Regions from separate parts of the Homo sapiens genome. Here all the other regions are linked to region 2. The links are chromatin loops, found by intact Hi-C in ENCODE. Cell type or tissue: heart left ventricle. All regions are shown on one strand.

The links. A loop is a pair of places that touch in the nucleus more often than their neighbours do. Peaks named below come from ENCODE experiments on the same cell type or tissue, not always from the same donor. Only the 100,000 strongest peaks of a DNase experiment are listed, where the experiment ranks them.
Region 1: it touches region 2 in a loop (2.2-fold over the local background); 4 of 110 quality-filtered maps call a loop at or near these places.
Region 3: it touches region 2 in a loop (2.2-fold over the local background); 5 of 110 quality-filtered maps call a loop at or near these places.

What each region holds. Positions count from the first base shown.
Region 1 is chr2:190,861,429-190,863,928 of GRCh38, forward strand. No RefSeq gene overlaps it. Among named protein-coding and RNA genes, the nearest start is that of GLS, 18 kb to the right of the region's middle. In heart left ventricle, no CTCF peak of the experiment used is centred here; no DNase peak of the experiment used is centred here.
Region 2 is chr2:190,978,642-190,981,141 of GRCh38, forward strand. STAT1 (signal transducer and activator of transcription 1) reads right to left here. Exons shown (of 25, transcript NM_007315.4): 19 at 1,979-2,028; 20 at 1,131-1,225; 21 at 215-360. Among named protein-coding and RNA genes, the nearest start is that of STAT1, 34 kb to the right of the region's middle. In heart left ventricle, no CTCF peak of the experiment used is centred here; a DNase peak (open chromatin) is centred at 1,490; H3K4me3 peaks cover 635 bases; H3K27ac peaks cover 1,247 bases.
Region 3 is chr2:190,849,625-190,852,124 of GRCh38, forward strand. No RefSeq gene overlaps it. Among named protein-coding and RNA genes, the nearest start is that of GLS, 30 kb to the right of the region's middle. In heart left ventricle, a CTCF peak has its summit at 1,079 (motif pointing right); a DNase peak (open chromatin) is centred at 377.

The sequences.
Region 1 (2,500 bases), 120 kb before region 2:
GAAAGTAAAGCAGGCAGCTTAGGCCACTGGTAAATGATCCAGAGGAATGTAAGACAGACTAGAAGTGTGGTACAAAGATATGCCTGGCAGGAACTTCCCTGCTGAGAGCCCAGGAGAAAGAATGCCTTGAGGCTGTACTTGCATTTTATTTCTTCTGTTCATAGTCCTGCCACTCGCTTTTCCCTTTCTCAAACCCCTCTTTCTATGTAAAATTTAGTTCTGCTTCAGATTGATTTGTGTATGTTGAAATGCAGTGGTCAGGGTAGTAGAAAGGAAGTGAGTTAAAGAAGTAGGAAAAGGATGCTGGGCACGGTGGCTCACACCTGTAATCCCAGCACTTTGGGAGGCTGAGGCCGGCAAATCACAAGGTCAGGAGTTTGAGACCAGCCTGGCCAACATGGAGAAACCCCGTCTCTACTAAAAATACAAAAAATTACCGGGCGTAGTGGTGGGCGCCTGTAATCTCAGCTACTTGGGAGGCTGGGGCAGGAGAATAGCTTGAACCTGGGATGCGGAGGTTGCAGTGAGCCAAGATCACTCCAGTGCACTCCAGCCTGGGCAACAGAGCGAGACTCTGTCTAAAAGAAATAAAAATTAAAAAAAGACGTAGGAAAAGGCCAGGATACAAAGGCACAGTCTTTGATGGAGGCATTTTCTTTCTCTTTGACTCCTAAATGTTGGCTTAAGACAGACTCAAAATTTGTCATCAGATTTAGCTGGTGTAACATGCTCTAGTTTTTCATGGGTGCAGGGGCAGATCTTTCACTATATATATATTCAGGTAAACTTTATTGGTTAGTGATACAGTTTGGCTGTGTCACCAACCCAAATCTCATTTTGAATTGTAGTTCCCATAATCCCCATGTGTCATGGGAGAGACCCAGTGGGATGTAATTTAGTCATAGGAGTGGTTACCCTCATGCTGTTCTCATGACAGTGAGTGAGTTCTCACAAGATCTAATGGTTTTATAAGAGGCTTTTCCCACTTTTGCTTGGCACTTCTCCTTGCTGCTGCCATGTGAAGAAGGACATGTTTGCTTTCCCTTCCATCATGATTGTAAGTTTCAATCTGAGGCCTCACCAGTCATGCTGAACAGTGAGTCAATTAAATCTCTTTCCTTTATAAATTACCCAGTCTCAGGTATGTCTTTATTAGCAGTGTGAGAACAGACTAATACAATTAGTAAACCTTGAGCTCTGAACCTGGGAGGCAGATGTTGCAGTGAGCCAAGATTGCGCCACTGCACTGACCCAGTCTCAAAAAAAAGAAAAAAAAATCTAGTAAACCTTGAGTTCCAACAACAAGCATTTCCTGCCTCCCTTTATGTTAGACCACAGCATTAAGAGAAGCAGCCACACTATCCTTGCCCTTCTCTACCTTAATAGACACACAGGATTATTCAAGCTCAGACTTGATGAGTCAGTAAGATTTCACCAGTAGCAAAGAGAAAAGATAAGGGCTTTTTTGAGCAGAACGAATGGCATGTGCAAGAACAGTGACAGTTTCCAAATGACAATTTAGGAGGGCCTTAGAGGTAGCAATTTGACTCAGTGGTGGGCTAGAAGCTGTTTGTGCATAGCATTCTATATAAGATTCATAATATATCAATTTTGCATATCAAATAAAGGATGGACTTCATGCATATCATAAGGAATAAAGACACCCAAATCTCCCCTTGTGCTGCTACCATGCAGGGGCCATGATATAGTTCTGGCATATTTAAAGATCCAAAAGAAGGTAATTTTAGCTGGAGCATAGAATGTTAGTGGTAGACTGGCTGAAGATGTACCTAAAATTTAGGCAGAGCCAGAGAGGTATTGTAGGAATATTACAAATTTTTAATTTTATCCTAAATGTAATGGGAAGCCATTATGGGTTTTAAGCTGGAGAGTAGCATGATCCGATTTATGTGTAAGAAGATCACTATAGCTCCTGGATAGAAATGGATTGCAAGGGACAAGGAGCTAACATCTGTTGAGTTTCTGTGTGTGCCTATCCCTGAACAATATGCATGCATTACTTCATTTAATTCTCACAATAGTTGTGAGAAGTGTGAACCATTATCTTCACTTTATAAGTGAGGAAACGAAGACCTTTGAGGCTATATAAATTGTCCAGAGGAACATAAGGAGGAGCAAGAAAATGAGTACAATTCCTTCTATTAATGTGAAATTAATGCATGGGGCATACCATACACCCAGTAAAATCTCAGTGATGGTTTTGTTGTAAAATTCTGTAGGTAGATGATTGTCATATCCAGAATGCAGTGATCAGGGAAGGGTTAATACATGATTTTGCAACAAGGAAGTTCATGATCCTGGCTGCTCATCTGAGAGATACTGGATATAGCCATTTATGATTGAAGCTATTATGGGATTTCACTCTTAAAAATCCCTCTTATCATTGTTAAATGTGCAAAAGACCTCTTTTCACTGTTTTCATCTTTTTGTCAGGTTGTTTTCCAGGAAGTGGTTGCTAGGAGTGAAAGAGTTTTATTAT
Region 2 (2,500 bases):
AAACCATCATTTCCACAATATGTTCCAGAGAGTGAACCACAACCACAAACATTTGTGGTGGTTTATTAAATCCTATCGGGGGCTCATTTGGGGTAAGTATAAGATCTGCAATTTCATGTCCCAAACGCACTATCTGTATGAGCTGACTGGCGGCGATGAAGAGGGACTTCACACACATGGAATGGTGGGACTATGTGCTCAAACTCCCACTCACCGCCTCCGTTCTGGGACCGCTCCACCCATGTGAATGTGATGGCCCCTTCCCGGGAGCTCTCACTGAACCGCAGCAGGAAGGTCCCCGGCTGCTGGTCCTTCAACAGGGCACGCTCTCGCTCCTTGCTGATGAAGCCCATGATGCACCTGGATATCGAAGAGATGGACGGATGGGCTTTTAGTTCAATCATGATTTCCATTTTCATGCTAACTTACAAACCAAGAAAATGGCTGGAATGTGAGAAAAAAAACCTACGGTAAAAAACGTAGACTATTTTAAAATCTGTTCAGTTGACACTTAAGGAAGCATTTCACTTATACATGTATATACTAAGGTTTTAAAAAAAGCGATATGAACATGGTGTCAGTAGGATGCTACAGATGCTCAATAACACGTGTGGGATTAATGAGCCTTTTATTGTTCCTTTATTATTTTAAAGGCCATAACAATGTCTGAATGTATACATCTTTTTTACTGGAGAGGAAGACCTAGGCAATATATTTTCATATTTTAGCCCTTCTGATCAAGTTAAAGCTTCTGTTGAAATATCAGCCGATCCTGGCAATAAGTCAAGATAGAAATGATTTACCCAGTTAAAAGGGTTTTTCTTCCTTCCTAGGGGCCACATAGTAGGTGCTCAAAAAATTTTTGTTGAGTGAATGAATGCATGAATGGCACTCAAGAGTTGTTTTTTTTTTTTAATTTAGCTTTGCCAATACATATACTTGTACTAAGAAAGTGTAAGGTTAATGTTATGAGGTTCTACTCTTCTGAAGCCCTGAAGGGGCAGCCTATAAATGCGCACTCCTGTGAGATTCACACACGCCTAGTCAAATACTGAAGCTGGACTCAGGCCTTGTCTCAACCTCGCAGCACTAAAAATATGTTTCAAAATACATCTATCGGTGGCCCTTACCCATCATTCCAGAGAGGGAGCAGGTGTTTTTTAATGAGTTCTAGGATGCTTTCAATCCAAAGCCAGAAGGGAAAATTTTTATCATTTATATTTTCCTGAAAGTATACAAATGCAGACATTATGAACAAAAATCTAAAACAATGACTTACCATGGCCCCTCCCACCATCATTTGCAAAGACTCCCCAGGTGCCAAGGATGGAACTGTCCCATTCAGCACAGCAATGGGATCCCTCCCCTGGCAGGGAATATCAAGTTCCCTCCCCGCTCTTATCAGCATTCAGACCAGGAGCTCTCCAGAGCTCTCCACTTCCCTGGGCCGGGCTCTGCTTCCCTTTCCAAACAGTAGCAAGCTAGCCTGGGGGTGACCTCCAGCGTGACTCACGGAAACACAAGCTGCCCCACACTAGCAAAATCCAGCAGTGCAAGCTGGTCCGCACTGTCTGGTGACTCCAGCAGAATCTAAATGTTCCCCGCAGTGGGCCCCTCTGCTCGAGCAGGCCGTTAAACTCGTCTGGCTGGTCAGGCTGCGCCACCCAGCCCACAACATACATTTCACACAGAAATGGCTAAAACACTGCTGGGCAGGGGTCCAGCGTGAGTGAACAGAAGCCTCATTTCAGATATGAAAGAATGTTATCACTCAGGCAGGTGCTTCCTGTCAGACTCCTGCTCGGAGACCAACCTCCTGCACTGAAGAAAAGTAAACAACTTGCCCGAGGGGCTCCTTGGCCAGAGAAGAACACGCCAAAATAAGCAAACAGTTAAGTAACTATCACAGCAAGAAACATGAGAACCTCAACCAAGAGCAAAAAGGACTTAGAGAGCATAAAACCCAGACAGTCCTCACCTTACAAAACCTCGTCCACGGAATGAGACCATCGGGGCTGGCGTTAGGACCTAAACAAATAAAAACCAGATTTTTCAGCAAACAGAAACTGATTCTAAAGCTTTGGTTGGACGGATGGCTCTTGTATTTGCTCTCAAGGAAAAGAGCCAAACACCCAACAAAGATTGTATGTACACAGTTGACATTTTCGGATACCTTAATGCCAAATTAACTGAGCAATTATAATACGTGCTGTAAGAGGGCGGAATTTAAATGGTCTAAAATATGTATATGTTGGTTTGAGTTTAATGGCAGAAAGGAATGGATGGCAGATTCCTGGGCACCACGATATGAGAGTTTTTAGGGAAAGCGGAAACATCACAAAGCCTTACCATCTGCTCTCTCCCTCCCCAGCCCCCCTTTTCCCTCCCTCCTCTAAAGAGAGGACAGTCCTTTTAATGCCTCTTCATGTTACACTTCCTTCCAAGACCATCAGCTGACTTTGCCTTTTGCACTAAATCAAAGGTGTTCTGCTGGGCCTCC
Region 3 (2,500 bases), 130 kb before region 2:
AGACAGTCCAAATCATGCTGTAATCTACCATTTTCTGCTTCAAACATGTTTATATGGGAACATCAGTTTAAAAGAAATCAACCTTAAAGGAGAGAATGAGGAAGTCCCAAAAGAACCACACCCAGTATGGGCCAAGGGTGTGCATAGAAGACAAGAGAGTCCTACCTGCCTGTCTTGATGACCAAGGGTAGTAGGTTGAGCTTACTGCATATATTAATATATCTGTAGGAATTTTCCCCCTAACACATATTGAGGACAGTGAGTCTTATAACCCCACGAGCCAGGTAGGATTATTATCCTCATATTTTACAGATGAGAAAAGTGTATTTCAGGTCTCCTTTAGCACCAGTTGGGGAACTGGCCAACTGCCTGAGTGAGTCACAGTCCAGATGCTCAGTCCTGCAGCCACAGAGCCCAAGACAATGATCCAATGTTTTTTGGCACCCCTAGCTTTAACTGTGCCCAGAAAGCATCCTGAATATATGATAATATATGCTTTTCAAAAACTACATATTGGGGCCAGGTGCGGTGGCTCATACCTGTAATCCCAGAGCTTTGGGAGGCTGAGGCGGGCAGATCACGAAATCAGGAGATCGAGACCATCCTGGCCAACCTGGTGAAACCCCATCTCTACTAAAAATACAAAAATTATCTGGGCGTGGTGGCGCGTGCCTGTAATCCCAGCTACTTGAGAGGCTGAGGCAGGAGAATATCTTGTACCAGGGAGTTGGAGGTTGTAGTGAGCGGAGATCGCACCACTACACTCTAGCCTGGCGACAGAGCGAGACTCTGTCTCAAAACAAACAAACAAAACAAAAACAAACAAACAAACAAAAACCTCCATATTGTACTTATTATCATACAATATCTGTATTAGTGAATATTTCTTTTTGGTATTTGACTCATGAACTATCATTTGAGAGCTTATTTTCACTTTGCCTTTTGTGCCAATCTAAGAAAGCATTGGCACGGATGTTGGAAGTGGGCAACTCGCCCACCCAGCAGGACTATGCCCCTTCACAAATTAGCCAAACACCAAAATTCGTTGTCACATCTCTTAAAATTAAAGCTAGAATTGAGGAAAGCCACCACCAGGGGGCAATAAATATCACATGGTCAGACCAGAAATAAATGAGTGGCCAGCAGCCATATTTGGTTTGATTCAAATGGTTTGTTGGCTTGCTTTATTTATTTATTTATTTATTTATTTATTTATTTATATTTTTTAAGACGGAGTCTCGCTCTGTTGCCCAGGCTGGAGTGCAGTGGTGCGATTTCGGCTCACTGCAAGCTGTGCCTCCCGGGTTCACGCCGTTCTTCTGCCTCAGCCTCTCGAGTAGCTGGGACTACAGGCGCCTGCCACCACGCCCGGCTAATTTTTTTGTATTTTGTTTAGTAGAGGCGGGGTTTCACCGTGTTAGCCAGGATGGTCTTGCTCATTTTAAATTTAAGCCAACAGCTAATAATCAGGAGTGCCCACATAACAATATGGATTTTCAGTCTTTCTTGAAAAATCAGAAGATCTAGCAATTACTAGCTCTTCATTCCCTCAAGATAACCATTAGCTATAGCTGAACCCAGCTGCCCCACTTAAATAGCCAGGCACTTTCCAGCACTCAATGTACATCTATGCTCGTGTGCTTACATCCAGCCTCCTTCAGTTTACCTACCTGGCCTCTGTGGCATTTTGAGTGGATGAACCTCTTATCCAATCAGGCTATGGCAAGAAGTATGGTTACAAGGTAGATTATATTGCATTAACCTTCTAGACTTCTTTAAAAATGTTAACTTGGTTATTTAAAAATGGGGCCAGGTGTGGTGACTCATGCCTTTAATCCCAGCACTTGGGGAGGCTGAGGCAGGCAGATCACGAGGTCAAGAGATGGAGACCATCCTGGCCAACATGGTGAAACCCCATCTCTACTAAAAATACAAAAATTAGCTGGGTGGGGTGGCATGCACCTGCAGTCCCAGCTACTTGGGAGGTTGAGGCAGGAGAATCGCTTGAACTGAGGAGGCAGAGGTTGCAGTGAGCCGAGATCCTGCCACTACATTCCAGCCTGACAACAGAGCAAGACTCCGTCACAAAAACAAAACAAAACAAAAGGACATTGCACCATCAAGTAATACAAACATTAAACATTAAGATGAGATTAAGGTATTTTAAAATGATCGAACTTTTGATACTGATATATATTTTCACTAATGCTTAATTACTTTAAATCAACTTATTCTATCTCTGTTCTTATCCTCTGACTGAAACAGAAATTTCTGTATTCATCCTGGATCCACATTCTGGAGGCGTCAGGACCCTCCTAAAGATGCTGTATATTTTGTTAACTCAAACCAGTTAGGTATCTGGTCATTGCTTTAGTTGCAGGTAAAAGCAAGAATGGCACAGTTGCCATAACAAATTTACTTAGATGCTGTTTCTCAACTTCTTACCTATTTCATTCTCTCTCGAGCGTGAACCTTAGAAACATTGCTTTTTGAATACAAT